Regions from separate parts of the Homo sapiens genome. Here region 1 is linked to region 2. The links are chromatin loops, found by intact Hi-C in ENCODE. Cell type or tissue: endothelial cell of umbilical vein. All regions are shown on one strand. Links, peaks and the distances in the headings refer to the core of each region. The heading gives the core; the rest is flanking DNA. Region 1 has its middle 63 kb from the start of EMX2. Region 2 overlaps KCNK18 (potassium two pore domain channel subfamily K member 18).

The links. Peaks named below come from ENCODE experiments on the same cell type or tissue, not always from the same donor. Only the 100,000 strongest peaks of a DNase experiment are listed, where the experiment ranks them.
Region 1: a loop joins it to region 2, with 4 times the contacts of the local background. A loop is called at or near these places in 16 of 110 quality-filtered maps.

What each region holds. Positions count from the first base shown.
Region 1 is chr10:117,471,223-117,487,593 of GRCh38, forward strand. It overlaps EMX2OS. Among named protein-coding and RNA genes, the nearest start is that of EMX2, 63 kb to the right of the region's middle. RefSeq lists a silencer at 8,181-8,410. In endothelial cell of umbilical vein, for the core only: no CTCF peak of the experiment used is centred there; a DNase peak (open chromatin) is centred at 7,189; H3K27me3 peaks cover 189 bases.
Region 2 is chr10:117,207,317-117,223,687 of GRCh38, forward strand. KCNK18 (potassium two pore domain channel subfamily K member 18) reads left to right here. Exons shown (of 3, transcript NM_181840.1): 3 at 2,181-2,983. The coding sequence ends at 2,983. Among named protein-coding and RNA genes, the nearest start is that of KCNK18, 18 kb to the left of the region's middle. RefSeq lists enhancers at 8,537-9,054, 9,551-9,600, 9,572-10,089, 9,631-9,770, 15,386-15,886 and a silencer at 9,301-9,360. In endothelial cell of umbilical vein, for the core only: a CTCF peak has its summit at 9,471 (motif pointing right); a DNase peak (open chromatin) is centred at 9,495; H3K4me3 peaks cover 787 bases; H3K27me3 peaks cover 144 bases.

The sequences.
Region 1 (16,371 bases), core at 3,096-11,095, 260 kb after region 2:
CTATGGTTATTATTAGATTCCTATCTTTTCAAAATATGTAAATGACAGTCTTTGAATGTTATGGGTCAACTCTATTATTCCCATGAACCCTGTGATTTTCATTGTGCAATTTAAAAAAATTATTTGTGATTGTGGCAAAATACACCTATTATAAAATTTACTCTCCTAACCATTTTTAAGTGTGGAGGTCAGTGGCATTGTGTATCTTCACACTGTTGTGCAACCATGACCACCACCATCTCCAGAAATTTCTTCTTGCAAAACTGAAACTCTTTACCATTAAATGGTAACTCCTCCTTCTCCTCACCTCCAGCCCCTGGCAACCAGCATTCTATTTTCGGTCTGTGGATTTCGCTTACCTCATGTAAGTAGAAATAGACAGTATTTGTCTTCCTAGATCTTTCTTGACTCCCCCCCACCTGCAAAACTACCTAGCCTCAGGGTCCTGGGGGATGATGCAATACCAGAGCTGAGAGCTCTTGTCTTGTAAAGATGTGTCACCATGCTCTTCCTCCATGTCACTTGTGTTGTGATGGCCAGTCTTGTTGGCATTGGCATGTTGGAAAGATCATAGACCTTGGACAGGGCCAGTTTTAAAACCTGGGTCCTCTGCTTTTGAAGCTATGTGACCTTTGCATAGGACTTAAACGCTTTGAGCCTTAGTTTCTTCATGTCTACAATTAGGATACAGATCCCCTCATTGGGGTGGTTGTGAGGATTAAAAAAAATGTGTGGAGGAGAAGGCAGGGGCCTTCCATGCATGGTCCATGGTTGCCAAAACCCTGCAGTGAGGGAGAGGAGGCCATAGGTGGGTGAGGAGATGGCAGGAGCTCAATTTGCCAAGTGTAAAGTGGAAGGTGAGGAGTCACATCACGGAGGGACTCACGGCTACTTGGAGAGACTGGACTTTTTTCTGAGGGCAATGGGGAGCCACTGAAGGTTTTAGGCAGAAAGAAGACCGCCAGATTTGCATCTCAGGAAGGTCATTCTGTCAGTGTGTGGAGGACGCATTGGTGGGGGACATAGTGGGAGATCAGTGGGGACGCTGCTGCAGTGGCCTCGGTGAAAGATGGCTCAACACAGCAAAACACCAGAGATAGCCCTCGAAATGCCTTTATTCTTTCCTCAATGTTTCTGTTTCCTGCTTCACCTTTCCTCTCTCTTCGAATCTACAGTCTCTAGAAACTTCTTTATTATCCCAAGCAACCCCACTTTTGCTCTCAGCTGTCACCTCTTCTCAATGTCAGAGAAATGGTTGGCTGGATATAAACCATCTCTTGCTCCTCACGGGCGGCTCCCTGAGGGTGTCTCCCCAAGCTCACACCCTCTGCTCCAAGAACTTATCAATTCCCCAAAGCAGTCAGCTATTGTGAGGAGGTCTCTGAGAAGAGACGGGGAGCTGATACATTCATTCCACATTTGCTCCTGGTTTTTCCTGTTATCAGTAATGCTCCCCGCATTTTGGCAGATGGATCATCACCTCGAGAGAGGATCATTAGAGCACAATGAAGAGAACAAGAGCTAAATGTTTGGCTTTGAGTATTGAAAGCCAAGATCCAAGTATGGAATAAAAGATCTGGAAAACTCTGATTGCCACAAGCCCGTTCCCCCTGCTCTTGGAGAGGAGATCAAGTATGCCTCAGCAAGGGGTAGGTGGAGGGCAGGGCATGGGAACACAAGGCTGTAGCTATCTGAGGGCTCCTCCTCTGTGGGCTGAGCCCCTGTGTATTTTTTTTTTTTTTTTTTGAGCAGGGAGAGGTGATGCAGGGGGATTCAATGGGGCCTTGAGATAGGTTTGGGGAGCTGAGGGGCAGAACCACAGAATGAGCCTCTGTTCAGCGTGATGTGAAGTGGAAGAAATATTTGCATAGTTAATGATAACAGGACCAGATGCCGCTCATTCTGACCCCCTTGAAGACGAATGGAACAGAGAACAATTTCATGTACTATTTGGGATGTTTCTCTTGCAAGTAACAGAAAATACCCCTCCTGTTGACTTAAATGAGAGAGTTTATTGGCTCATGTAAATGAAAAATGCAGGGATAGGGCGGTCTTCAGGTGCAGTTTGATTGAGATGTTTCACAACAGCATCAGTGCGTGGCTCCATTTCTCTCCCATTCTCCTGGTTTTGCACTTTTCCCCATGTAGGCTTTGTCTTCAGCTCATGGTAGCCAGATGCCACACGTTTCCTTGCTTGTATCTTGGGGGAAACAGAAGAGAAAAAGATTGCATTTCTCTCCGTCTAATTATTGGACAAAAGTCCTGAATTTTGCTCTAATTGGACTAACCTGGGTCATAGGACTTGAGCCAATGTATGGCCTACCATGAATGAAGGGGAGAGGTTGAGGGGGGTGAGTTCCTGGAGGTGGGCAGGGGCCACATCTGGGGCGGGGACTGGATAGCCAAAGTAGGGTCTGGACTCTATTCTAATGGCTTGGAGGAGCCAGTGGGGATGGAGCAGGGGTGTGATATAATCTAATTTACATTTTTAAAAGAACACTGTGCTAAGAGTGGAGAATGGATTAAATGAATGAAGCTTTTTGGTGTGGAAAGAAGTGAAAACTTTTTGCTACTTACAACCCCTGCTTCTTTTTAAGGAGAGTAGAGTCCATTGTATGAAAGACCCTTTTGTCTTGCTCTTACAAAATCTGAGAGTAAGGGCTGGGCAGAACTGAATTTCACTGTGCAAGAAAAGGGAATAATTTTTTTTTTTTTTGAGATGGAGTTTCATTCTGTTGCCCGGGCTGGAGTGCAGTGGTGTGATCTTGGTTCACTGCAACCTCCTCCTCTCAGGTTCTAGAGATTCTCCTGCCTCAGCGGGCTGAGTAGCTGGGACTACAGTTGCTTGCCACCACACCTGGCTAATTATTATTATTATTTTTGTATTTTTGGTAGAGTCAGAGTTTCACCATGTTGACCAGGCTGGTCTTGAACTCCTGACCTCATGTGATCTGCCCACCTTGGCCTCCCAAAGTGCTGGGATTACAAGCATGAACCACCATGCCTGATGGGAAATAATTATTATTGTTGGAAGTTGTTCTTCTGAGAAAGAGGACAGAGTTGCGGGGAGAGAAACAGATGAGGCCAGGCATGGTGGCTCACACCTGTAATCCCAGCACTTTGGGAGGCCAAGGTGGGTGGGTCACCTGAGGTCAGGAGTTCAAGACCAGCCTGGCCAACATGGTGAAACCCTGTCTCTACTAAAAGTACAAAAAAGTTAGCTGGGCATGGGGGTGGGCATCTTAATCCCAGCTACTGAGGAGGCTGAGGCAGAATAATTGCTTGAACCTGGGAGGTGGAGATTGCAGTGAGCCGATATTGCATCACTGCACTCCAGCCTGGGCAACAGAGTGAGATTCTGTCTAAGAAAAAAAAAAAAATGGATCTAGTTAAGATCAGAAGTCTAGGGCTTCCATTTCAGAAATGTTTGGGGAGGGGCCATAGGAGATGGAGGATGGGGATGGATCCCTAATGAACAGACTAATGCCATCCTGAGGGAGTGAGTGCGTTCTCAATCTTCCAGGAATGGATTAGTTCCTGCAAGAGCAAGTAGTTAAAGAATCTGGCTTCCCCAGTTTCATTCTTTTTCTTGTCTTGTGATCTCTTTGCACTTTTCCTTCCCTTCTTTCCACCATGAGTGGAAGCTACCTAAGGCCCTCACCAGATGCAGCAGCCCAATCTTGGACTTTCCAGCCATCAGAATTGTGAGCCAAATAAACCTCTTTTCTTAATAAATTACCCATCTTCAGCTATTCTGTGATAGCAACACTAAAAGGACTAAGACGGGGCATTTTTAGAAACTGGTTTATTGAACTTTGAATTTTAAGTTGTATGTGTCCTAAGATGTGAGTCCTTCCAGGTACACTAAAGTTTCAGTAGTCTGTACACTATGAATAACTGTATGTGAGGAGGGTGTGTACATGTATGTATTATAGAAAAGGGCACAGTCCCAAGTCTAGGTTAGTGTGGCACAGGCCACAACAGCATGTGTGGGATTACGAAATGAACCCAAATGGAATGATTTCAGGCCCCTGCCCACCTCCAGGAACTCATGCCCCTCAACCTCTCCCCTTTATTCATGGTAGGCCATACTCACATTGGCTCAAATCCTGCGACCTAGGTTGGTCCAATTAGAGCAAAATTTAGGACTTTTTTCCAATAATTAGAGGGAGAGAAATACAATCTCTTTCTCTTCTGTTTGGAGCTACAGTAAGGAGCTTGAAGTGACTTTAAAACTATCAACTCCCCCACTTCTCACCCTGCATCAGGAGCTTCCAAAACCCTGGGTGAGGCAATGGCTTAGGGAAATTCTGTAGAATGGAGATTGGAAGTGCTATTACTTAGAATTTAGGAGTAAATCATCACCGGCTGACATCTCAGTTGTAAATGCTTTAGAGTTTATAAACTAATTTTGTATGTTTTATCTAAATATAAAGTGAAATCCAAAAAAAGGCCTTCCCTGAGAAATTACCACCCTCTGGTTTTGGAGTTGAAGACTTATTCTGAAGGGGTGTGAATTGCAAGATCTTTCTGAGATGCTATCTGGCAGTGTCTACTGCAATTTGAACATAGGTTTCCTCTGTCGCGTAAATCTTTTAGACCACTTTTAGAACTTTGTCCTACAAAATAAAACTGCCAGTACAGCAGGAGAGATGCACAGTAATTATTACAGGGTCATTTATAATAGTAGGAAACACACCAACAAACCAACAAAAATCCCTAAACCTGAAACAATTTGAATGTCCATCAACAGAAGACTGGTTAATAAAATCATGGCACCTCCACACAATAGGATGCTATGCAGCTGTTAAAAAAGAGTCAGAGCCATATCTCCTGAGCTGGAACAATGGCCAGGATATATTGTTAAATTTTTCAAAAGCTAATTGCTTGTCCCAGTTTTGTCTGGGGGAGAAAAGCCAATAGGGGAATGTGTATTCATAAGCATTACATTAAAAAAGCATGAATAAAAAAATCAATGATACACATCAAAATAGTAATCCTGAGAGTGGTGGGATTAGAAGGAAAGAGGAGAAGACCGTGAACTTTAAAATCTATATATTCCTATATAAAACTTTATATAGTGTGTGATTTGGTTCTATATTTATGCAATAAAGTAGAAAAATTTCCAACTTACTCTGAGGAGGAGCTGCCATTCCAAGCAGTGGGAAGTATGTTTCAGAGCTCTGTGGATGGCTGCTATTTTTCTCAGGGTCAAATCAGGACATCCAAATACCTGATTCTTTGCTCAGCCACCCAAGAAACATCTTCTGCACAACAGCGTGTGCGTGTGTATGTGTGTGTGGGTGTGTGGGTGGAAGGGGGGGCATACCTCCAGCCAGTCCCTATAAACCCCTCATCTCACACATCTTAATCCACAAAACCTCCAGGATAACCAAAAACAAACAAACAAACAAACAAACAAAAAAACATGGGTGGGGGTGCAGAACCACTGTTGGGAATGGAGTTCTAAAATGGAGGCTGAGTTTCCACACACAGAGGAAGTAGGTGGAAAATTTGACAAAACTCTGGAGATGGCTGGCAGAGACCCAGGAAAAATTAAATTATCTCCAGATTTGAGTTTTTCTGGTAGAGGCTTAAAATCTCCTCATCCCGTTGCATGGGGAGCACAGCTGGCAAAGGAGTGTTGTCCAACATTGGCCCCTGCTGGATTCTCCACTTCCTGTCCCTCCACTTCCTGTCTCTCTGCTTCCTATCTCTCCATTTCCTGTCTTTCTGCTTCTTGCCTGACTTGCCTCTCCTTAAGTATCCTAACCCGCTGCTCAATGCTCTGGGGCTGGCCTGGGAGTCCAGATGGCTCTGGGTCTCAGCCCCAGTAGAGTTGGCTCCTTTGTGGGAGAATTGTGCCCAGGTGGCCCCACTCTGGCTCCGCAGAACAACATCACTTGGCGTTTTATCAATGGATTACTTTCCTGGTTTTGTTTACTCTTTCCTTCTCTTTTTAGCACCAGAGTGAGGAGAGGCTAGGAGGAAGAGGAGACTTTGAGAAGCTGCTTCTTTGCCAGGTGAACTAGGACTTGGACTGGAAGGGAAAGTGAGTTTTCTCAACCCTGCAGGCTTAATAGGAGGCAACTGGACACTGTCTCTTCTGGTGCCTGCCAGGAAGGTTTCTAAATCACACTCCCTGGGGTCCCTGGACAGAGCCTCAGCAGACTCAGGCTTGGGTCATTCAGCATAAAAAAATATGAAATGAACAATGACTTTCTGCAAATAAATGGCAATGTTCCATTGGGGAAAATTTATTTTCCATTTAAAAGCTAATGAAAACCAGTTATGGTGAAAAACCCAGCCAAAGAAAGGATTGAGGCTTTCTTTTCTTCATGAGGAGAATAATGCCAAATTCTGGCTGGTTCTTTGTGGAATCCAGATCTCAGGGAGAAGAGGGGCTGGGCCATGTGGAGTCCCTCAAACCCTGGTTGGAAAATGTGTCTTGGGGTCAGACAGGAAGCTTGATGGGGTTGGCAAAGGCTGGGGGGAGCCCAGGAAACATGCTCACTCTTCTGAGGGGGTGTGGGACACGCCTGAGCAGAGGAGAATTCTGGAGCATCTAAATATAGCATGAAAGGCAGAGCCCAAGAGCCCGAGACAGGAACTCAGTGGATTTAATACATCTGACACTTTCTCAGCTGTTTCTTTTTTAGTTTGCCCATGCTGAGGTGGAGGCAGGGAAATCCAAGACTGAGTCTGAAATGCTCCAGGTTTCATGTGCCTTGTCTGTGGCTTAATTTGACCATTGCCTTTTCCTATCAACATGCTACCTTCATCTGAGCATTGGGCCTAACTGGAGTGCCCTGCCTCTAGGAACCTTGTTGGCTCACCCTACCCATGTTCTTCTCTCCCATGACTCAGAGCCCTGACAATATGGTTTACTTCTACTGACCTGTGATCTTTCAGATGCTCTCTTCCCTGCTTAACAACCTTCAATGGCTCCCTATTGCCTCCAGAAGTTCTATTTTTTAGGTTTCTGTTCAAAGCTCTTGCTTCTGCCTCCCTTCGCAGCTACGTCTCCCACCATTACCTTGAAAACCTCTTAGATTTTAGAATTGAGCAAATAGCTCATGCCCCCTGTGTTCTTTTATACCCAGGTGTTTTGCATATACTAGTCTTGTTCCAGGAATTCCTTGCCTTGCCTGGCCTGCTGGAGGTTGAGTCATTTAAGAAGCAGCTCAGACACTATTCTTCCCTGACCACAACTTGCTCTGAAAAGTCAGTCTGAAGCTCCCAAGGCAACGTGTGTAGGCTCTAGTTAGAGCACTTTGGACACCTAGTGGTGATTATTCAGACGATGGACACATTCCAGAGTCTAAGGTTCCTCGTCTGCAAAATGGGGATACTAGGACCTCCTGCATGAGAGTGGGTTAGGATTACAAATGAAACAAAGCATGCAAAGCCCCTGGAAGCCCTCAGTTGCTGAGTGGAATTATATTATTAGACGGTAAACATTTTGAGGACAGGGACAGTGTCTCATTCATTTTTGTATCCTCGACTCCTAAGGCAGAAGTTGGTTGGAGAGTTTTGCTGTGCTTGTTTGTTGAAGAGAGGGATGGCTGTCTTGTGGTGTGTTATTTGTCTCTCTCTCTCTGGGTGCGTGTCTCCAACTAGGTCTGAATCCTTCCTGACGATTCTTATCCTCTTCCCCCCACAACGCATGGCTTACTGCAGGGGCTCAATGAACATTAGCCCAGCAAAGAGAGGCAGGGAAGGGGAAAGAGATGAACATCCTAGTGCTCCCTTGGAAGGCTCCTCTTCCCCTCCTCAGACACCTGGGGAGGCACCGTTTCTTCTCTCCAGGGAGCCAAGGCTGGGGACAGTGACCAGCCCTCCTAACCAGGGCTTTGCTTGGTTCTGTGGGGGAATGAGAGGGCCCCTCAGATTTTTTTTTTTTCTGAGATGGAGTCTCACTCTGTAGCCCAGGCTGGAGTGCAGTGGTGTGATCTCAGCTCACTGCAACCTCTGCCTCCTGGGTTCAAGCGATCCTCCTGCCTCAGCCTCCTGAGTAGCTGGGATTACAAGTATGCACCACCATGCCCAGCTAATCTTTGTATTTTTAGCAGAAATGGGGTTTTGCCATGTTGGCCAGGCTGGTCTCGAACTCCTGACCTCAAGTGATCCACCTGCCTCGGCCTCCCAAAGGCTCATGCTGGGATTACAAGCGTGAGCCACCGCAGCCAGCCCCCCTCAGATGTTTTGAGTCTCCAGCAGGATGAGACAGAGGCAGAAATGGCAAGTGGCAAGGAGGCACTTCCTCAAAAGGCAATGGTGCATTTAATCTTTAGCAAGAGAGCAGCCTCCTCTGTGCCCGCAAGCCACCAAGCATTGTGTGTGCATTCTCTTGTTGACTCTCACAAGTCTAGTGGGGCAGGCACTGTTATCCTGCCCATTTTACAGATGAGGAAACAGGCTCAAAGAGTTCAAGAGGCTTCCCGAGGCCAGCTTGTTTATAGAGGGGCTGGGAGTTGAGCACAGGCCAGCCTGAATCTATAAATTGGGCACATAGATGCCAGGTATAGAGCAAAAGGAAGGCATTGTTATACCACGTGTGGATGTACCATGCAGATGGCAAGGGCTTTAACCTGAGCTAGCCAGTTTACCCATCTGGTGGTGAGGGCTTTAACCTGAGCTTGTCCATTCACCAGTCTGGTGGTGAGGGCTTTAACCTGAGCTAGCCCATTCACCCGTCTGGTGGTGAAGGCTTTAACCTGAGCTAGCCCATTCGCCAGTCTGGTGGTGAGGGTTTTAACCTGAGCTAGCCCGTTTGCCCATCTAGTGGTGAGGGTTTTAACCTGAGCTAGCCTCTTTGCCTGTCTGGTGGTGAGGGTTTTAACCTGAGCTAACCCGTTTGCCTGTCTGGTGGTGAGGGTTTTAACCTGAGCTAGCCCGTTTGCCCATCTGGTGGTGAGGGTTTTAACCTGAGCTAGCCCATTTGCCCATCTGGTGGTGATGGCTTTAACCTGAGCTAGCCTGTTTGCCATCTAGTGGCTCCAGGGAGGTTCTTTCCAGCTCACAGAAGAAGAAAAGGGGATTTGCATCAGGTGGACCTGTTGCAGTCCAGCCAGCTGCATCCAACCACAGTGTCTTCCTTGCAGACCAGGCATGACCTCCCAGGTCCTGGTAAGCTTGTCTTTAGGAATCTGACTCCCACCACCATCCCAATCACCTCTGAGAGTGCTCACCTGCTTCCACCTCTCCAGGCTGAACCCAAAGATACAAGCCTCACCTGCAGCCAGAAGGGACTTAGGAACCCTGAGTTTCTCTGGCTGAGCTGCAGGCCAGCAGCCTTCTGGGCTGGGGCCCCTCCTTGAGGTGGGTCTCGGCCACATGACTCCAGGCATCTCCATCCTCCCTCCTAGGCACAACGACTTAGTTCCATCATGGGGCTTTGATCTCGGGCTGATTCTTCCTCAGGGGTCACAGTGCATGGGCTCCAGAATCTGTCTGGGGGTGTCCTGCCCAGTGCTGGGGACCAAACTGAGCCCTGGATGAGCAGGTGCTTCCACTGGACCCCCAGGTACTGTTTTCAGAGTGGCTGCCCTGCGATGTGTCCTTAACGAGGTGAAACTCTCCCTGTGGTGCTGGTGGCTGGGAGGGAATTTTACCTGTGGCCTCTGTTTGGAGGTTTGAGAATGGGCCATGTTTACTTTCATTAAAATTTTTAAAAAGTATATCTGGGTGTTTGAGACTAGGGGAAGGGGATATTGGGGCAAAAGGAGAAGGACAGATTATCATAGAATGGCAAGGGAAGCCCCTTGAATACCTTTGCAAAGTTTAAAGTGTACAGGAAGAGGCTGGGTGTGGTGGCTCACACCTGTAATCCTAGCACTTTGGGAGGCCGAGGTGGGTGGATCACTTGAGGTCAGGAGTTCAAGACCAGCCTTGCCAACATGATGAAACCCCATCTCTACTAAAAATACAAGAATTAGTCAGGCGTGGTGATGCATGCCTGTAATTCCAGCTACTTGGGAGGCTGAAACACCAGAATCATTTGAACCTGGGAGGCGGAGGCTGTACCCCAGCTTGGGCGACAGAGTGAAACTCTGTCTCAAACAAAGCAAAACAAACAAAAAATAAAGTGTACTAGAGGAACACAGAGCCAGTTAGCTGCTCTGAGCCGCCTGCTCTGAGCCCCACCTGGGACTCAGTGATGGAGGGGTGGCCTGAGGACCGGCTAGGCAAGGAGTCCGGCTTCCACAGCTCCCCTTTGTGTGATAGCTGGGGGTTAGCTGGGAAGTCCCCTATTAGGGCTGGGACCCCAGGGCCCATCCCAAAGCCAACCCCTCCCATTCTAGAGGAGGAATCTGAGGCCCAGAGAAGGGAGAGACATTCTGAGGTCACTCAGGCAGGTGAAGCCAAGGCTGGCTCAGACCTGGGAGTCCTGCCTGTCATCATGATACTCTCTCTAATGCCTTGAACCATGCCTGAAGGTGGTGAGTGAAGATGATAAATGATGAAGATGATTAGTAAAGAAGACTCTTGGCCGGGCACAGTGGCTCACACCTGTAATCCCAGCACTTTGGGAGGCTGAGACAGGGGGATCACCTGAGGTCAGGAGTTTGAGACCAGCCTGGCCAACATGGTGAAACCCTGTCTGTACTAAAAATACAACAATTAGCCAGGAGTGGTGGTGGGCACCTGTAATCCCAGCTACTGGGGAGGCTGAGGCAGGAGAATCTCTTGAAGCTGGGAGGCAGAGGTTGCGGTGAGCTGAGATCATGCCATTGCACTCCAGCAGCCTGGGTGACAAGAGCAAAACTCCGTCTCAAAAAAAAAAAAAAAAAAAAGACTCTTCACCAACAGGTTGGGAGTTAAAGGTCAAAGGTCAAATTATCATCAGGATGCCACTCCCATTCCAAGTCCAGTGACTCAGGTCAGGGGATGACAGATCCACACTGTAGAGAGTCATGGAACATGCCTTCTCCTGGTTTCAACTGCTTGTTGTGAAACACTTTCACAGGGGCATATTTCCCTGGGCATGGGGCTACTTTCCAGAACTTCACAGACACTTGAATCTTCTGGACAAGTGCGTTTCACAGTGAGAGAATTCTGGGACTTTGCCTACTCTCCCAGGTAACAGGATCATGGTCACTCTTGGGCCTCCGTGTGGGTCAATGTTGAAGAGAGATGCTAGACAAAGCATGCAGGCCTAAAGGCAAGGATTTCTAGAATTTCAAGGGCAGAGGGCAGGTAAGAACCTGGGTTCCAGGGAGGGAGGGAGGGAGGGCAGGTGGGCAGTGGTGGCTAGGGAGCAGAGACCAGCCCAAACAGGAATGAAGTAGGGTCAGAAGATTCCATGTGCTGGAGATGGGGACACACGTTCCCCATCACATACATTCTGGATGAGAGGGCCCACTGGCAGAACCTCTTAGGAGGGCACTGTGGCACTATCTAACAGAAGCTAAAGGGCACATACCTGTTGGCCCAGCAACTCCACTTAAAGGTATTTATCTGACACACTCCCACATGTGTGCAAAGAGGTATTCAGAAAGCATTCTTTATTTAGGTGAGAAATGAGATATCTCATTAGACCACCTCACTGGGGGACTGAGGCATCAGTCATACAGTAAAATGCCAACATGTGAGCCAGTCGAAAGAATGAGGTGGCCTCATGTAGGTGGATCTCTAACATATATTAGGTTGAAAAGCAGAGCAAGTGAATGACAAGGTGCAGGATAATACGCATAACATGCTCACATTTGAGTAAGAAAATCCTATTAATGCGTGTGCTTGTGTATGCGTGGAAGCGCTTCTGGAAGGACATCGAAGATGCTGGGGAGAGTGATTGCCTCTGAGAAGATAACTGGGAGGCTGGGGTGCCAGGAGGGAGGAAGATGTGCTTCTCACAGTATGTCCTTGGATTGCTTACATTACCATGTTCAGTGCACAATGTATCAGATCCTTCTTTCATGCCCCCTCCCCTGTCCCCCGACAGCTGCAAGACAGGGAGGGAGTGATGGCCTGAGCTAGTGAGACCTGAAACACAGGGCCTGACTGATGGCCCCAAGGTGAGGGTGTGGGTGAGGACACACCCAGCGTGCCAGTGTCTGTTTTGTGCTGATGAACAGATTTGTCATTGGCACTTTTGCAAAACTGCAATGAAATTCTGGCTCAGGGCACAATCACCCAGCTGGGGCCCCGAGGCTTTTGGAAGTCACCCGTGGACAGCTTGTCAGCAAATCTTTATGGAGCAACAACTCTGTGCTAGGTGCTGAGTACACAGTGATGAGCAAAACATGCAAAGACCGTGCCCTCTTCAACTTGGATGGCCAGTGGGGATTAGGAAAACAAATAAGTCAACAAACCCACAATACCATCAGTGTTGTGTTCAAGTAGGCTATGCAGAGGGACAGGAGGGCCTGAGGGCTGCTTCATACAGGGTGAGGATGGAGGGGTTCTGAGGAGGGATGCCCAGGCTGAGACCCAAAAGGTGAAAATGAGCTGATAGGGAGAGGTGGGTGGCAGCCAGGAGTGAGTAGAATTACAGGTGGAGGGACCATGTTGGGAGGCTCCACGGAGGACAGTCTGGAAGGACTGAAGGACAGCCAATGTGGCCAAAGAGTAGTGAGTGTGAGAGAGGGGGAGCCAGGTGAGGTTGGTGGGGAGGCGGTAGGGACGCCACGCTCCTGCTGCCCTGACTGTGGGGCACAGGGTGGCAGTCAGGCCTGTGGGTCACCCACCTTCTCAGGGGCTGGCATTTGCCTTTTCTTGCCTTGCCCTTTCAGTTGGATGCAACCACTCCATGACTCCAGTGGAGGATGAGACCCTGGGATCAGTTCCTGCCCTGGCCACAGGCTTTGCTCACCCTATGTTCTAATGATCAGTATTTCTGCAGTAACATCTTGCAGAAATAGTTTTAGTTCACCCATGCTGAGGTGGAGGCAGGGAAAACCAGGACTGAGTTGAAAATGCTCCAGGTTTCATGTGCCTTTTCCGTGTTCTAGGTGATCAAGATTTCTGCAATAGTATCCTGCAGAATTAGGTGGTGTGGACAAGGGGGCTTCAGGGTGCATCAGGCAACATTATGTTTGGCTGCATGGGACAGAAAATGCCAGATCATGTAGCTTTAAGAAGATAGAGTTTTATTTTTTGTAGATAAACAAAGTTTGGAGGTAAATCTAGACCCTTGAATTAGTCCTAGATCATCCATAAGAAGCTACCACATGGCCCAAGATGGCTGCTCAAATGCCAGCAGTTGCATCTACATTTCAGACAGGAGGAGGAATGTGTGGGGAAGAGAAGGGCACACTTCTGTTTAAGGTCCCTTCATGGAAATCGTATATGATTTACTTCTGCCTGTATTTCATTGTCCAGAATTTATCCCAGGGCTGCCCCTAGCTGCAGGAAGAGCTGGGAAAGGTAGTTTTTATTCTGGGTGGCGATGTGCCAAGCTAAAGACATCAGGGGTTCCATGTTAAAGGAGGAAGAGGGAAATGAAGAATGCCAGACACAGCATTTTCTGCCACATATGATCAAATAAATTTGAGAAATACTTGGTTAAACAAAATGAAATAGGCTTCTTCACTGCAGAATGTCTCAACCTTTAGTGCGCTCATGGACATTGCTAATCTGTAAAAGAGGCTGTAGTAGTATGTAGCCTTTCCAAAATGTATTAAATGATAGAATTGGTGTGTGTGTGTGAAGCACCTTACGGAATTGGTGTTCTGCAGAGGCTATTCAGGTAAACGTAGTCCTTGATTATAGAGTTCAAAAATAACCAAGCTAGGCAACATGCTTTCATTTTAAAGACTAAATGCCATTCCTTCAATCAGCCTAGACCACCTACCCTGGAAACGACAGGCCCTGGGCCAAGTGCTGGGATATATGGCTGAGTCATGATTCCTGCTCTCAATAAGTTCAAAGTCAAGAGAGACACATTCTCAGCAAAATAATGACAAGAAATGCCAGAATAGAACCTGGACTGGAAGAATGTGACATTGGCCTGCAGAATCAGGTGGCTGGGGTGGAGGCTGTGGACAGCATAGAGTGGGGTGGGCGGAAAAGGGTTGGTGCAAGGCAGTGAGTCTGGAGGGGTGAGTGCAGCCAGTGGTGAAAAGCCTCAAGTGCTGTGCCAAGGATGTGTGCCTTCTCGTTGTGGCACCTGGAAGGAGACTGCGGGGTGCAGAAGGGCCATGTACCAGGGAGTGGATCGTGATCTTTCCTCCTCCCTGGCTCCCAGCCTGCTGCCCGTATGAAGGGCTTCTTCCTGTCCCGACACAAGACAGTGAATTGGTCACCAGAACACATAGCCCTCCTCCCGTTGCAAAGCTCTGTCATCTCCTTTCTCTTACATTGTCACAAGAAGCCTTAGAAGTGGAGCAGGCCGGGCGTGGTGGCTCATGTCTGTAATCGCAGCACTTTGGGAGGCCGAGGCAGGTGGATCACCTGAGGTCAGGAGTTTGAGACTAGCCTGGCCGACATGGTGAAACCCTGGCTCTACTAACAATACAAAATTAGCTGGGCGTGGTGGCAGGCACCTGTAATTCCAGCTACTCAGGAGGTTGAGGCAGGAGAATCGCTTGAACCTGGGAGGCGGAGGTTGCAGTGAGCCGAGATCGTGCTATTGCACTCCAGCCTGGGAGACAGAGTGAGACTCTGTCTCAAAAAAAAAAAAAAAAAGAGCAGAGAGGGCTGCCCTTCCCTCACTTTACAAAGAGGCAGGGACAGCTCCAGCATCCTGCCACCTGCAAGTGGCAGAGGTAAAGGGGAGGGATTTCACACCTTGGTCGGGTGTGCGGAGAGAGGAGGCTGAGAGAAGTTCCTCTGAGGCGGGTCTGAGCTCCATGCGATGCCTCTTCCTGCTAGCAAAGGCTCCCCTTGGAGGCTGCTCCACCAGGCAGGCAGGGAAGGGCCTGTATCCATTCCTGAGGGCTGCCATGATGAAGGACCACAGACTGGGTGCCTTCAAACAAGGGAAATCTGTTCTCCCATGCTTCTGGAGGTCAGAAATCTGGAATCAAGGAATCAGCAGTGCATGTTCCCTCCGAAGGCTCCTTCTCACCTCTTGCAGCCCCAGGGGGTTGCTGGCAATCTTGGCGCTCCTTGGCTTGCAGCCGCGTCACTCCGATCTGTGCCTGCGTTGTCCCATGGAGTTCTCCCTGTGTACATGTGTCTCTGTGTCTTTGGCTTTTTCCTCTTTGTGTGTCTGTGTCCAGATTTCCTTGTCTTATGAAGACACCAGTCACTGGATTAAGGCCTGACTAAATCAGCGTTGCCTCATCTTTCCTTGATTACATCTGCAAAGAGCCTGTTTGCAAATAGCACAAACAGAGGTACCCGAGGTTAGGACTTCAACAGATCTTTCAGGGGAACCCAATGCAACCTAAACAGACAGTTTTGCCTCTTCAGCTCACACCTGAGCCAGCCTGGGGCCATGGAAAAGACCCAGAGCTGATGCCAGACCCTGCAGCTCTAACCTCCAGCAAATCTACAAATCCCACTTATCTCTAATTTATTAGCCTTTGCATGGATCTAATGCCCTTCAGTGCAGAGCCCTACAAACACACACTGTTTTCCTACTGACTCCTAGCCAGGTATGTGGTGGGGGAGCTGGGCCAGCTGGCAGAGAGCATCACCCATTGCCAGGGAGGCAGGCAGGGATGTGGCCAAATTTTCTTCCTGGGCATCTCCTCCTAGCCACAGGTGCTCCTTGGCAACCAGGCAGTGAGGCAAGCTGGTTCTGCAGGCAGCCTGGGCCCACCTGGAGCCCATCTCCCGCCCTGGCCTTCCGGCCTTCTCACGCGGCTGCATCATTTTGAACAGCTTTGAAAGTGATGGCCTGGGGTGGTAGTGATAGGGGCGCTTCGATTCTATTATTTTCAACAACTGTGGCCAGTTGGCTTTCTCTGTGCATTACAAATTCCTACCTGTCCTACAAGGCTGTATTAGCTCACTAGAGCTGTTGCAACAAAGTACTACAAACTGGGTGTTTAAATGACAGAAATGTAACATCTCACAGTTCTGGAGGCTGGAAGTCTGAAATCCAGGTGTCAGTAGGGTTCTTTTTTGTTTTTCTGAGATGGAGTCTCGCTCTGTCACCCAGGCTGGAGTGCAATGGCACGATCTTGGCTCACTGCAACCTCCACCTCCCAGGTTCAAGCGATTCTCTTGCCTCAGCCTCCCGAGTAACTGGGACTACAGGTGCACGCCACTACACCTGACTAATTTTTGTATTTTTCTGTAGAGATGAGGTTTCACCATGTTGGCCAGGCTGGTCTTGAACTCTTGATCTCAGGTGATCCGCCTGCCTTAACCTCCCAAAGTACTGGGATTACAGGCGTGAGCCACTGTGCCTGGCCTGCTTCTTTTGGAGGTTCCTTCCTTCCTCCTTTTTGCTGGGAGGGAGAATTTGTTCGAGGCCTC
Region 2 (16,371 bases), core at 5,542-13,541:
TTGCGCATGGCTTAGGATAGGTGCCTTTGTTCTAATCATTCATGGAATGGTCTGCTCTTTCACTTCCTGTTATTGATCTCCATTTGTAATTACATACTCATTAGTGTGGTTTTTAAAATTAATGTCTGCCTCTTTTACCAAACCAGAGGCTCAGAGAGATCGTATCCCATATCTACTTTGCTCAGCACTATGCCCACAGTGCATGCAGTAAGCACTCAATACTGAATGTATGCATGCATGAATGGATGAATGAATGCACATAGTTAACTGACGCTGCCATCAAATGGTACTTAGTGGAACCAGCCAGAGTGGCATGGAGTGCTCTGGAATGGATGCAAACTGATGAGACTCTTTGAGAGCCACAGCTCCCTCCCCTACACTTGGGACCCTGGTGAGGGTAGGCAACCTGAATGCCCACCTGCTCTTGGAGGGCAGAGCCTGAGGCCAAAGTTTGCCACAGGGAGCTGCACTTCTGGAGGAAGTTGGGGCTTAGCCAGCTGAGGAGTTGCCTTCAGATTAATTTACATAATTGGGCTGGGTTTTTCTGTATTAATCATCCTTTATGACATCAAAAATTAAACACAGGCATTAAATACAAAAGCTTTGTCCTCTGCTCGAATTGATGCTTGCCCGCTCCAGAAGATCTAGCCACCTGCGCTGTGGGGTTTGAGGTCTGTCTGCTCCTGCCCCTCTGTAGGTGCAAGGGGAGGGGAGGGGCTCCCGACGGGGATGGAGACCTCAGCGCATCCCTTCCTTTGCTTGGCTGCCTGGTTGTCTCTGATTGAATGGTCCTGCCCCCGGATGCTCCTGAGGGTGACAGCACTGGTTGGGGACCTGAGAGTCCTGTGGATTTGACCCCAACTCCACTGTGTATCACATGTATGCTCACGGCCAAGCTACTTCGTTTCTCTGTGCTTCAGTTTCCCCACCTGTGGATGGTGATAACAATACCTCCCTATGAAGGCTGACTGACACCCAGCCCACAGGAAGTGCTCACTAGGCAGCTAAGGTCTTGAGGGTGAGGACACCACCAGTTATTAATCGCGCACTGTGTGTCAAGCACGGGCCTCATGTAATCCTCCCAGCTAGTCAATACGCAAAGTAGGTATTGTCATCCCCATCTTACAGATAAAAAAAACCTGAAAATATGAGCAGTCAAGTAATATTATCATAAATAGCAGAGCTGGGATTCAAAGCAAGGTCAGTCAGAACCTAGATGCTGGGAGGCTAATGGCTTCACTGTCATTTAGGAACATGTTTGTCTAATCTGCTAAGCCACAAATGGCTCTGAGGGCAATTGTATTTTATTCATCTTCCATCTTTCTGTTTTTCCTAACACTGTGCACACTGCTGAGCACACCATGGGAACACAATAAGTGCCTCTTAGAAACAAAGAGCTCAGTCCTCTTATGGAGGACAAGGGTAGCTTTTTTTTTTTTTTGAGATGGAGTCTCACTCTTGTCCCCTAGGCTGGAGTGCAATGGCACAATCTTGGCTCACTGCAACCTCCACCTCCCGGCTTCAAGTGATTCTCCTGCCTCAACCGCCTGAGAAGCTGGGACTACAGGCGCCCTACACCATGCCCAGCTAATTTTTCTATTTTTAGTTGAGATAGGGTTTCACTATATTGGCCAGGCTGGTCTTGAACTCCTGACCTCAGGTGACCCGCCCATCTTGGCCTCCCAAAGTGCTGGAATTACAGGCATGAACCACCACGCCCAGCCAAGGGTGGCTTCTTAAAAGCCAGCACCTTCACAGAGGATAAAGGTGGCATTGGATATGATTACAAAGCCACCCATCCTCTCTCACTTGTACTCATCCTGTCCTTCCAGGTCAGCTGAGCCCTTCCTTTGGGGGGTGCTCAGAAATGGCCAGAACAGAATCAAAGGCAATCTGTTCACCCCAAACCTGTGCTGGTCCCCTGCCAAGGACATTTCAAATCAAAGACCTGGATATCAGTTGCTCCTTATCCTAAAGGGAAGCTGTTTCACTCCTTTCCCTCCCACCAAAGCAAGCCTAATGCCAGACCAGTGGCTGAATGCTTTGAGATGAGTATTTTCAAAAACAATGTGTAAAATGTCATGCCAAGGAGGGGAGATGGCAGAAGGTCTCTTTAAAGCTTTTGGGGGGAAAAAGGGAAGGGGCCAGATGCAAACTCTAAGCTCCATCTTCTTTTTCAGGCTATGGCTACATCTACCCCGTCACCAGGCTTGGCAAGTACTTGTGCATGCTCTATGCTCTCTTTGGTATCCCCCTGATGTTCCTCGTTCTCACGGACACAGGCGACATCCTGGCAACCATCTTATCTACATCTTATAATCGGTTCCGAAAATTCCCTTTCTTTACCCGCCCCCTCCTCTCCAAGTGGTGCCCCAAATCTCTCTTCAAGAAAAAACCGGACCCCAAGCCCGCAGATGAAGCTGTCCCTCAGATCATCATCAGTGCTGAAGAGCTTCCAGGCCCCAAACTTGGCACATGTCCTTCACGCCCAAGCTGCAGCATGGAGCTGTTTGAGAGATCTCATGCGCTAGAGAAACAGAACACACTGCAACTGCCCCCACAAGCCATGGAGAGGAGTAACTCGTGTCCCGAACTGGTGTTGGGAAGACTCTCATACTCCATCATCAGCAACCTGGATGAAGTTGGACAGCAGGTGGAGAGGTTGGACATCCCCCTCCCCATCATTGCCCTTATTGTTTTTGCCTACATTTCCTGTGCAGCTGCCATCCTCCCCTTCTGGGAGACACAGTTGGATTTCGAGAATGCCTTCTATTTCTGCTTTGTCACACTCACCACCATTGGGTTTGGGGATACTGTTTTAGAACACCCTAACTTCTTCCTGTTCTTCTCCATTTATATCATCGTTGGAATGGAGATTGTGTTCATTGCTTTCAAGTTGGTGCAAAACAGGCTGATTGACATATACAAAAATGTTATGCTATTCTTTGCAAAAGGGAAGTTTTACCACCTTGTTAAAAAGTGAAGGTTTCATTATCTCTCAGGTGACAGACACTGGCTGAGCTGGTTTTCTTGTGTTGTCTTTCAGGGTCATGCAGCCTGTCACCTGAGACCTTCAGTCTTGGAGACAAATCCCTTATGAGAGCCAAGTTCAGTCTTGAGGCCCTGCAGAAATTTGGCCAATGCCCTTTGTATCAGGGCATTAGGAAAAAAAAACTATCACCATTCCCCAAAGTCCAATTAATTTATCTGTCTTCCTTTTTTAAAGCATCACCTCATGTAGATGAAGCAACCTTATGGATGTCCCTGCTTTTCTTGAAATATGAGAAACAAAACACCTTTATTCTTGGAAGTTGTACTTTTAGTTAAATTAAAATCTTCCTGAGCTGTTCTTTGTTACCTGAAAAAGAACTAGTGCGAACAACCTCTTTTCTTGAATGACTGCATGAACGCATGTAAGACCAGCCCAATCCCAGCCCCTGTAAAATACATAGATGCCGGGTGTCACCAAAATGACAAAGTAGAAGCAATCTGGCTTCACTGTCCTCCATAGAAAACTAAAAACAATGATCTAGTGCCAAGATGATAATTACCACTATCCCAGAACTCAAAATGAGGCTGTGACAAACCCTGGGGCCATAGAAAAGTGAAAAACTGTGAACAGAAGGTAGTAAAATGGACTCCTCTGTGACATCCCTTCCCCAAACTGTAAGTCACCACGCAGAAAAGTTCCCTGGACATTTCTACACTGGGAAAAATAAGATCAAGGCAGCCAGCCAGCTTCCTCATCATCTTGACTACCTACTCAGGAAAGTTTTCCTGCCTCAACCCACAGGAAGAATCACGAATACCTATAGGGTGAGGGACCCCTGAAAGCCTCTGGAGTCACATAGACAGTGGAGGTGGGGCTAGCAGCCCAGTGCGTGAAACTCTGGGGCTACTCTTCATCTCAGACAAACAAGACACTGAATCAGAGAGGTGGTTCAGCAGCATCACATTGTAAGAGGCACTCTCCACAGTCCCTCTGGGCATGAACCCCTAGTCAGCCTCCCCACAGAGCTGCAGAATCCCCTTTGATGCCCTTTATCTGTGAAAAGGCTGAGCTTTGAACTTTTGCAAGAGTCATGACAAACCTGGGCTTAGGGTGTTATTTAGTGCTGAAAAGGAGGCAGTGATCTAGAGCTAAAGGAATCAATAGGCCAAGTGCACAGAACATCTAAACACACATATGCTAAAGAGACCAAACTAACCCAGGCAGCAAAGATGAATAAATAACTAAACCTTCAATGTGAAGACATATGTGTACATGCATAAGAAACTGCTAACACCAGGAACCATGACTTCTTCAAATGGACAAAGCAAGGAGCCAGTGAGTGACTGACCCAAGCAAGATGGCAATCTGTGAGCTCTCAGATCAGGAATTCAAAATAGCAGTCTTGAGGAAACTCAGCAAACTCCAAGGTAACACAGAAAAGCAATTCAGAAACTTACCAGAGGAATTTAACAAAGAGATTAAAATAATTTTTAAAATATCAAACAAAAATCTTGGAACTGAGAAGTACGTTAGCTGAACTAAAAAACACTTCACAAAGTCTCAACAACAGAACAGACCAAGCAGAAGAAATAATTAATGAACTCAAAGACAGGCTATTTGAAAATACACAATCAGAGGAGAGAAAACAAAACAGAATGAAAGGAGTGAAGAATGTCTACAAAATCTAGAAGATAGCCTCAGAAGAGCAAATCTAGAAGTACTGGCTTTCAAGAGGGAATTGAGAAAGAGTGAGGGGGCAGAAGTCTTGTTCAAAGAAATAATAACTGTAACCTTTCCAAGTCTAGAGAAAAATATAAATATGCCAGGTACAGGAAAGTCAAAAATCACCAAAGAGATTTAACCCAAATAAAACTACCCCAAAGCATAGAATAATCAGACTCTCAAAGGTCAAGGACAAAGAGAAGATGCTAAAAGCAGCAAGAGAAAAGAAGCAAATAACATATAAAGGAGCTTTGATTCATCTGGCAACAGACTTCTCAGCAGAAAGCATACACACCCAGAGTAGGAAGGATGACATATTCAAAGTGCTGAAGATAAAAAAGACCTGTCGACTGAGAATACTGTACCCAGCAAAATGATCCTTCAAACATGAAAGAGTGATAAAGATTTTCCCAGACAAAAGCTGAGGAAATTCATAATCACCAGAACTGTCTTACAGAATTGCTAAAGGGAGTTTTTAATCTGGAAGAAAAGAACATTAATGTGCAACAAAGACATCATCTGAAGGTACAAAACTCACTGGTAAAAGTAAATACACAGACAAATTCAGAATACCCTTATACTGTAATTGTGGTGTGTAAACCATTCATTTCTCTAGTATGAAGACTAAAAGACTAAAAGACAAATATATCAAAAATAATAATTAGAACAACTTAAGAGATAGGCAATATAAAAAGATGTAAATTAAGACAATAAATAGTCAGAATATAGGGGAATGGAGTTAAAGTGTAGAGGTTTTTAGTTTTTTATTTCTTTTCTTTGTGACCAAAATTGTTATCTATTCAAATAAGATGTTTTTTGTAAACCTCATGGTAACCACAAAGCAACCACAAAACCTAACATAGATACACTAAAAATAAAAAACAAGGAATTAAAACATACTACCAGGGAAAAATCACTTGAAATACACTGATGCTGCAGAGTGGAACTGACACCTGTATTCACAGGAGCCTGAGATATTTCCAGTGGCCACATTCTGTATAGATCACTTTTCTCACTAATTAGAGTATGAATGGTGCCTCCGGAATGAGTTGGCCTCTGAAAACGTTGATGCCTAAATGAATGGATTATTACACAGGAATGCTGGCACTTGTTAGGTAGACACAATCCTAGGCTGTTCATGGATGGGTTGGCATGTGAATGGGCTGGTCTGTGTAGTAGATGCTGCAGGTGCCCTACCCATATGTCTTAGCACTCCAACTCCCTTTGCCTGATCATTTTCTCTGGCCATGAAAGCATGGACATGTGCAGGGGTAGCTAGAAGTGCCAAGGAGTTAATGCTTCTGGGAGCAGCCCTCAATCAATGACTGATAGAAGCTGGTGGATATATGGTGCCCAGCTCCCTTTCCCCTCCCATGGAATAACTCTGTGGCATGTTCGCTACTGACACTGTCTCCCCAAGTTCCCCAGTGGACTTGAGCCCCAGTTGCTCATCAGCACACCCTGTATTGACCCCCTTCATCTCCCTGTCTCACTTCTTCACTCCTTTACTTGGGCTTCCTGAGATCACCTCCAAAAGAACCACTCACTCATATCCTTGTTTCAGGGTCACTCCTGGGGACTCCAGCCTGGGAGAAGATGTAAACAAGTCAGTATGTGAACTGGTTGGCACACACATGGAATAGCACAAGTCTTTTACTATTTCCCTTGTGGGTTATTAGAAATTTTGTTTTGTTTTGTTTGCTTTGAGATGAAGTCTCACTCTGTCACCCAGGCTGGAGTGCAATGGTGCAATCTCGGCTCACTGCAACCTCCACCTCCCAGGTTCAAGCAATTCTCCTTGCCTCAGCCTCCCAAGTAGCTGGGATTACAGGTGTGCGTCACCACACCTGGCTAATTTTTGTATTTTTAGTAGAGGTTTTGCCATGTTGGCCAGGCTGGTCTTGAGTTCCTGATCTCAGGTGATCTGCCTGCTTCGGCCTCCCAGAGTGCTGGGATTATAGGCATGAGCCACTGCGCCCAGCCTAGACATGTTTTATGACTAGATCTTGCTTGAGTCTTGCAAAAATCACTCTGTGTTCTATGATTAGCAAAATCAATCAGTTCCTGGGTAAATGGTGAACATTGCTACAGGGTATAGCATACAAATTGCAAGAACCAAGAAAAAATGCCAGGAGGTTCCCATTTGAAAATAAAATAAGCACCTGTCTTTTAAATCTTTATTCATCTTAGGTCTTGGCCAATGCCCAGGCTATCTCTCAGAGGGGTCTTTCTGGATCTTTCCCCTCTTCCCTACAACTAGCAGGCTTTCTGCCCCTCCAACCCTTGAAGACCTACCTCTGGCAATGGAATTGACAAGGTATAGGCAAGAACCAGTGAAAGACACAGAGCACCAATAGTGGGATTTCAGGGAGTAGTCATAGGCACTAAGGTTTTTGTGGAGTTTCTCAGACCACATTAGCCCAATTAAGGTATAGAAAAACCTTGAACCCAGATGCAATCAACACTGGCCACTCAAGTAGGAGCCCATGATCGCACTGAAGGGCTGTTCTTTCAGTTCAACAAACATTCACTGAATGCTGGCTATCTTCCAGGCTCAGAGTATCCAAAGATGAATCAGCAGCATCTTCAGAAACACAGAGGTAAATTCATTACAAGTGGTACTGAACCTCTCAGCCACTCCCTTCTTAAGGCAATAGCAATTCCTGTTCAAATGCAAACATGGTGGTTGTCAGGGATGCACATTATGCAAATTAAAGGTCATGATTATTTGCTTATTTGCTAGCTGGAATTCTTCCATGGTTCTAAGGAAATGGTCCATTGTGCCCCCCTGCCCCTTGTTTCTTGCCCCAACTTGAGCTGTTTACTTCTGGGCCCCTGTGCAGACATGTGAATTTATTCCTTCAAGACTTTGCTCAGTGGTTCTCAACCTTGCCTGCGCACTGACACCTGGGGAGTGTCAGATATTTCATGGCATCCCCCTCCCTGCCGTCTTAGTGAGTGCAGGCTGCTATAACAAATTATCATAGACCGGGTGACTTCAACAACTCAAATGTATTTCTCATGGTTCTGGGGACTGGAAGTCTGAGGTCAGAAAGCAAGAATAGTTGGGTTCTTGGTGAGGGTCCTCTTCCTGGGAAATGCACAGAGAGTGAGGCATAAAGAGAGAAAAAGACAGAGGCCAAGACAGAGGCAGAGACACAGGCAGAGGCAGAGGCAGATCTTGTGCTTCTTTCTCTTTTTATAAGGGCATTAATCCTATTATGAGGGTTCCAACCTCATGATGTCATCTACAGCTAATCACCTCCCAAAAGTCCCACCTTCTCATACCATCACACTGGGGTTAGGGTTTTAACAAATCAATTTTGGGGAGACACAGACATTTAGTCCAAAGCACCCTCTAGGATTCCGACATTCGTCTGGGTGCCACTTGCACACTGAGGTTTTGAAAGGTCTCCCAGGTTACCCAACATGTGGTCAGAATTGAGAACCAGGGCACTAGTGGCTCTCCCAGCCTGAGGTGTCCTTCTCCCTTCCAGGCTAGGCTCACATGTCACCTCTGCTAGGTGGCATCCCCCAACTCCTGAAAGCGGTCACCCTTGTGTGCTCCATGCTCCCACTCCATCCCCTGCTACCTCTTCCTCTGTTACAGGATAACAATGTTCTCACCTGTCCTCTCCTCTCCAGACTCTGAGCTGCCCAAATAAAATGATCGTGCCTTTTTTCATCCTTATTGCTTTTTTTCCCTTTTAATCCTTGAGTCTCTACTCTGCAGCATCTCCCACATAAGGGAGGACGCTGGGTGGGACTTAGGTGCACAGAAACACCAAGGAGAGCAGCCAGCGTTTGCTGCACACCTACTTTGCGCCAGGTCCTGGGCTGAGCCTTGCGTGTGCCTCTCATCCAATGCTCCCTGCAGCCTCCCTGTGGGGACAGTTTGTGAGGACAGTAGCCTGGGAGAAGCATGAGGGCTGGGGTCCTGGGCAGGGATGCTGAAGCGGGAAAGGCCCTCCAGCCAGCGAGGCCTCCCCCAAACTGGAACTGACCCTGTCCTAATAAGAGGTAGTATTTCGTCTTCTCCAAGCTCGGTTTCTCTTGGTGATCCCAGGGGGCTGCTTCTTGCCTGGCTTGGACTCACTTGGGGGATCATCGTCAACTGCCCAGCATCACTTGGCTCCATGGGAGGGCCTGCGGGGTCTCAGGTTGGCTAAAGTCCACCTCCGGGAAGCGGGGGTCCTGGAAATTGCCCCGGAAGCTCCCAGACTCAGGAGGGGAGGGGATTTTGACGGTCACCCGCTGCATCTCCTACTTATGGGTGCAGAAGTGCCCTGCTCCGCTTGCACATCTCATCTCCAGCCTCCCGGTACCTGGACCAAAGCCTTTGGTGCGACTCACCCAGCCGCTGTGGGGGTCGTCCCGTTCAGTGGTCCACCAGCCCTGAATGCTGTATTGTTAGTGCCCTCCCCGCCTTTAGAATACGAAGAAACTGAAGATCAGGGACGGTAAGCGATTTTGTTCAAGATGACACAGCCAAAGAGATGCAGAGGGGGCGTCGAGGCGGAAGAGGGGTTCCTCGGGGAGGCCCAATCCCCGGGGACGATAGGGGCTGCGAGAGTGGGCGCTGTCAGAAGAGGGGCAGCTAGTCCAGGCCAGGCGCCCCAGGATGGGGTAGTGGCTCAGAGGTCGCGGGGTGCTGGAGCTGATGGAGGAATCCTTCCGCACACGCCCGCGGCCCCTCCGCTCCCGCGAGGTCTTGCGGCCGGGCTGCGCTTTCCCAAGCGGCCACCAGGTGGCGCGGCCAGACCGCGCAGACCCCAAGCTTTGCGCCAGCAGGTGGCGCGTCCCAAGCTCCCCGCCTTCGCCGCGAGGAAGGGTCCTCCCGGGAGCGGACATCTCCAGCCGCGGTCCCCGGGGAGGGCTCCCCCTTCCGACTCCAGTCTTCCACCGTGGACTCCTGAGAGGGGACGCCTCGGACTCTTGTTCTCACCTCCGTCCCCGGGACGGGCACTTCGCACCGCTGTCCCCGCAATCCCAAGTCCTGCCAAACTTGTCGCAGCATGCCCACTAGCTTCACCCTGGCTGCCTCTTTCCTGACCCCACAGCCTCCCTGCGGGCCTGCGGACAGACGGGGTGCAGCTCACAAGCGACGCCTGGGAGCTCCTCGTGTCCGGATGTCGCGTCCCACCTGGAGCCCCCTGCCTCGGACGCTCAGTAGCCAGGTCCAAGAATGGCCGGGATGCTGGGGCTGGGGCTTTGCTTCCTGTCTCCAACACTGCGGTGATTCTCAGCTGGGGTCGAGAACCCCTGCCTTCACCGGAGCGCTGGGGCCAGGCGAGCCCAGACAGGAAGGGGATTGGAAGGGCCTCGCGCTTCCTAAGAGGGCCAGTGAGAGAGAGGGTCTCGGACGCAGGAGACCTGGCCGCACCCCTGCCCTGCTGGGTAACCTCACGCAAGTCGAGCTCGCTCCTGGGTCTGTCCCGGGATGGGGAGGGGATGGGCAGGGGATGGGCCAAGGCAGCCCCTATGGTCCTGCCTTGTCACCAAAAGAGCAGCTGCTACTTTCATGGGCGGGAAGTAGGTGTGGCCTGTCCTTCTGGGGCACTGGCATGTGGGCTGCTGAATGCACTGCTCTGTGCTGGGCGCTGCCTCTCCGTAGGAGCGTGCCTGGCAAATGGGAGGACGGGAAGGAAGCCAATATTTAATGAGCAACTAATATGTGCAGGCTGTGTAGCCACGTCACACATTTAACCTTCTCAGGTGTGCCCGTGTGGTTCTCAGTGATCTGCCCGTCGCTCTGGCACCGTGCTGGCATGTGGTGGGCATTCGGTAAACATCGGTGCACGAATGAGTCCCTGTCACCAATCTCTGGAGTAGGTTAATATTGGTGCCTGGGTCAGAGGCTTTGCCCCTGAAGGCTTGTGCCGGAGCCCTGCTCAGAACTGCAGGAAACTTCCCTGACACTGTCCCTTCCCCAGTTCAGGTGGGCCAGGCTAAACCCCTGAAGGTGGTGCTTCAGACAGCCCCTGTGGTCCTGCCTTGTCACCAAAAGAGTAGCTGCTACTTTCATGGGTGGGAAGTAGGGGGTGATCTGACCTCCCAGGGCAGAGATATCCACTGACTCCCAGCAAGGGAGCTGTTAAGGGCAGAGATGATTTCTGATTTCCGGGAAGCTGAGGAAGCTTAGGCTCAGAGTTTCTTGCTTACTTGAAATCTCATGACCGGAAGAAACCCTGGCAATGCGCTCGCATGATTGTAGGTTTCTGTATTTGTTGGCATTGTGAAATGTGTAATTTGTTATTTCTCATTCTAAATGAATATTCATGTTCATACCTAATTTTGAATGGGCAATTTCGTAGTTTCTTTTTTTCCTTAAAGAGAGCCCCTCACATTGCATAGGCGGCAACCAGACCTGACCCACTCCTGGCCAAGAGGCATTAAACAGGAAGAAATGCTGTCCCTGGGACAGTCCCTTAAGCCAGCTGCCTGTTGCCTTTTCCAACATCCTCCCCAGGACGGAGGTCCAGCCACATTTCCATCAGGCACCAGGCCCCCTCCTGCCACATCAGCCCATCCCCACCTGGTAAAATTAACTTTAGTGTTACCGGATGGAGAGTCTTGACTGTGAGTTGTCCAGGTTCTTGGTGCGTTGAACAAAGCATTGAACAAAATGCACAAACAAAGCAACAAGAGAACGAAGCAGCCAAGGCACAGAAGGCAAGCTGAAGCAAGCGGCTCAAGAGCCCCGATTACAATGGCTTTTAGGGTTTTTATTAAGCTAGAAGAATTTGGTAACACCCCTACGTGCCCCTTAGAGGCTTCCAGTTGGTTACACCCTGTGAAGGATTGGCCCTCGACCAATCAGAGGCTGAAGTGAAGACTTCTGTCTTGTTATCAGAGCGAGCACGTGGCCTGGATGCTGCCTAATCTTGCCCAGAACCGGCTGCACCTGCTGTTCTCTTGTTTATGCCTTAAACCTTAGTTACCATAATTCCCTATTCTCCTGCCTTATTAGCATGGAGTCACAAACTAACAAGGGCTAGAAAGTGGGCTTGGCAGGGATACAGCAAAACTCCATGCCCTAGTTTCCACCATGGGTACAGCTGCCCCTTGTCCAGAGGTGTCCACAGCGTAGGTACCTGGTGGATGGGTCAAGGGGAAGGAAGTCAATGGCCAGTCCAGAAGCTTTCCCCACAGCGTCTTTTGATGTTGTGCTGACCGGGAAGTGGTGTTGTGCCCTGGTGGTCAAGACCTTTGCCTGTGGAGACATGCTGCCTGGCCAGCCTCCATGCTGGGCAGGTTTCTTGACTGACACGGAAGTGAAGTAGATAGTACCTACCTCAAAGGGTGGTTGTGAGGCCCAAATGAGATAATACATGTAAATCCTGTGGCAGTGTGCCCAGCTGTGCAAGATCTTAAAAAAAAAAAAAAAAGCCGGACGCGGTGGCTTACGCCTATAATCCCAGCACTTTGGGAGGCCAAGGTGGGCGGATTGCGAGGTCAGGGTATCGAGACCATCCTGGTTAACATGGTGAAACCCTGTCTCTACTAAAAATACAAAAAAAAAAAAAAATTAGCCAGGCGTGGTTGCAGGCGCCTGTAGTCCCAGCTACTCGGGAGGCTGAGGCAGGGGAATGGTGTGAAACCTGGAGGCGGAGCTTGCAGTGAGCCTAGATCACGCCACTGCACTCCAGCCTGGGCAACAGAGAGAGACTCCGTCTCAAAAAAAAAAACAAAAAAAACCCAAGCCATCCCCATTACTATGTTTTTTGTTTTTTGTTTGTTTTTGAAACTAGGTCTCACTCTGTCACCAGGCTGGAGTGCAGTGGTGTGATCATGGCTTACTGCAGCCTTGACCTCCTGGGCTCAAACGATCCTCCTGCCTCAGCCTCCTCAGTAGCTGGGACTACAGGCATGCCTGGCTAATTTTTCAAACTTTTTGTAGAGACAGGGTCCCATTATGTTGCCCAGGCTGATCTAAAACTCCTGGGTGCAAGGGATCCTCCCACCTCAGCCTCCCTAGTAGCTGGGAATACAGGCGTGCACCACCATGCCTGGCTACTTTTTGTATTTTTTGTAGAGATGGAGGTCTCGTTATGTTGCCCAGGCTGGTCTTGAACTCCTGGGCTCAAGTGATCCTCTTGCTTCAGCCTTCCAATGTGCTGGGATTACAGGTGTGAGCCACTGCACCTGGCCCCCATTACTGTTTAGGAGGCAGATAATGGGATGGCTCAGCTTTCTCCAGCACTCAGCTCATTGCCTTTGATGGAGGAAGAAGAGGTAAATTTCAAGGTAAGAACCTCAGGCCTGGTGGACTTAGGAGGGGTTTGCAAGATATGCTCAGTGTGGCCACCACTGAGGCCCCAGTCTTTGGGCAGAGGTAGTCTAGGCAGCCCCCACCCAGGTGGGGCACCCACAGCAGCCGGCAGTCACCACATGTTGGATGGGAGACTTTCTTCTGCAGCTCCTGCCTTGATGCTCTGGGCATGACTATCTTTCTTCCCCAGCCTGTGCTTGTCACATTCTCCTGGCTTCCCAGGCACCACATTTGCCTGGTGCTCACTCTCATCTCCCTCACCTACCCCTCCTTGTTGGCCCGTGTGTTCCATGGCTTATACCTTGGATACTCGGTCTCTTGCTCATTGATATGGTTCGACTGTGTCCCCACCCAAATCTCCTCTTGAATTGTAGCTCTCATAATTCCCACGTGATGTAGGAGGGACCCGCTGGGAGATGATTGAATCATGGGGGCAGTTTCCCCTATACTGTTCTAGTGATAGTGAATAAGTCTCATGAGATCAGATGGTTTTATAAGGAGAAACCCCTTTCGCTTGGTTCTCATTCTCTCTCTTGCCTTCTGCCATGATTGTGAGGCCGCCCCCGCCACTTAGACCTGTGAGTCCATTAAATCTCTTTTTCTTTACAAATTGCCTAGTCTCGGGTATGTCTTTATCAGCAGCGTGAAAATGGGTGAATACATCTGTCTCTGCACCCTCACCATGGTCTCATCACTCTGGTGGATAAAAAGGCTGCCTCCCTCCCTGAGTTCTCCCCAGAACTCCGGACTCCCAAACTCCTCCTGGGCACCTCTAACCCGACACATCCCAAAGCAAGCGCCCCTCCTGCCATCTCCGTGAGTGGCAGCTCCAGCAGCCCCACCCGGACTGTCTCCATTCAGCTTTCTCCTCCTGCTCTAACTTGAGGGGCGCGTGTGCAACTGTAGCCCCCCAGTCTTGCCTGTACCTCCCAGAGATGCTGATGCAGCCAGTTTCAGGTGGTGGAGCTGGGCATTTGTTTATTTTAGAAGCTCCCAGGGGACTCTGGTTATGATTTCATTCATTGACTCATTCACAGGCCTTTGTTCAGCGACTAGTGCCAGACACGGGAGTGTTATCTCTAAGGAGTGACCCGATGCACAGGCACCTGGTGGCTACTAATGCATGCTTGCAGGATGACAGTGCAGCCAATCGAGGTGCTGACCCAGACCCCTCTCCCCACAGACTGAGAGCCAATAAGACGTGCTGGGTGGAGGCTGGCGAGGTTGAGCGGCAGCCCCTGTGTTCTCTGCCCCACCTGGCTCTCTGAAAGCCAGGCACATGCTATGGCTGGCAGAGGGCTGGCCAGGGTCGAGTAGCCTGGGCAGATTGGTGGTTGCCATGGTGACTGATGTGCATCTCCATGCAGCAGAAAACTTTGAAGTTGACTTGGATGTGGGACAACAAAGGGCACTTCCATCTTGGATGCAAATTGTGGCTCCTTTTCATCCTCCCTGGCCCTCTACTCCTCTGCTTTTATTCTTGTCATTAGATCAGGAAATTAAAACCTTTCAAATGCTGTACATTCCAAACATAGGCAATTACAGACCCTGTCTCAGAGGCAAGTCCCTCCTTTAGCCTCTTCAAAAAGTAGTTGCATTTGTAGAAAAACAGAGATGACTGTGCAAAGGCCGTCAGCATTGCCTGTGTGTCTCTTCCAACAAATATTTATTTATGCAAAAAATGTATGTTGATCCAACTAATCTGTATCTGTCCAACCGATATTTATTGGGCATCTATATGTGCCAGGACTGACTGAGGTGGATGCTGGGGATGCAGTGTGCTATAAGACCAACCAGGTCTTTGCTCTCACATAGTGTATGGTCAGGACTGTCGCTCTGTGCCTCAGTTTCTCCAGTGTATAAGCCAGTGGAAGTAGCCCAGGCATTTTCATGTGGCGTTTTCTGAAACCCATGGGCAGATCGGAGTCTCTTATCCCTGATTTGGTCTGAGTAGCTTTGCTTTGCTATGTTTTATATTTGGCTTCTTATAATGTTTTGTTTGAATACAGAAGTCCATAATTAAAGACAGAAAGGGTGGGGTAGAACTGAACACCACTGACCAAGGATTCCCTAAGGTTTTTCCAGGTGGAATGTTCTGTGATGTTGCCAGCTAAGAGGACTGTAGGTTCTCTGGGCTGCTAGGCCACAACAAGGGGGCTGATATACGGGACCGGGTCAGTTGCATTTAGGATGTAAACCTGCCTGAGATGATTGACATCTGCCTTCATTTTAAATAATGCAACAAGAGAGCAAATCCTGCCATGTTTCTCACTGAGGTGACCAAGGGCTTCATTTCCAAAGGCATCTTCCCTCTCACACTCCGGATCCTACCTGGGCCTCAAGGCCCCACCATCACCCCTTGCTCCCAGAGCTCCTTCAGGGCCAGCAGCCTTCAGGGACGATGCCCTTTTCCGGGATGCCCCTGCCCCAGCTGCTCTTGATGCACCCACTCTGTGATGATGTGGGGTCCTGGCCTCTCTCTCCAGCTGGGCTGTGTGTTCTTCAAGCGTGAGGCTTGTTGAAGGGATGTTAGGTGAGGTACCGGTTGGTCTTCCTTATTCCCTGAAATGCAGGTGGGAGAAGCTAGTGGCAGCCCAGTGGGCCAGCCCTCTGCCACCTTTCCCTCCCTTCTCAGCACCCTCCCTCCTTCCTTCTCAACAGGTGACTGAGGGACACCAGGCTCTGATGACAAAGACATCCTGACTCTTTTCCAAAAGCCACATACAATGTCTGGGCAGGGAAACAAGAAGTGGGACCGTGCATTTTATGGATAATCTTTTGTTTTGAAAGCTTCAGCAAAGCACTTATTGACACAGCCAAATCAGACAACTGTCATGTGCCGCCTGCTGCCTGGGCCTGCTCCAGGTCCCAGCTGTCACTCTCCCCTAGGCTGAGCTGTCTTGTGTTTGTTTCTTTGGGATGCACATTCCTTCTCTCCCTGAAGGCTAAATTCATGCAAAGAGCAAGGAAAGCTTCGGGGCTGCAGAGCAGCTTGTATCAAAACACCCTGAGCTGTCTGAAGCCGCCCACCCTGGGGGCTGTTGGAATTTTGTTCTCTTCTCTTGTTGTCATGGGGCCTACACAGAGATCAGAGGCACCTTAGGAGCCAAGGCTGTGTCTTCCACTGCATTCCACAAGGCCCTTCAGGCCCTCTGTTAACTCACCCATCTAAGAGGTGAATGGCCCCCATTCTCCAGAATCATGGAGGAATCCCAGGACAGTGAGGACCACACACAGATGGCCTTCCAGGAGACTGGACAGCTGGGCTGACTGCAAGATGGCTGGCTCCTGGCCTTCTGTGGTGGGTGGATACTGATGCCCTTGGCCTTCAGGTGGCCTGAAGATGCCAGCCCCATTTTGCTCAGAACCCAAGGCCTCAAAATTC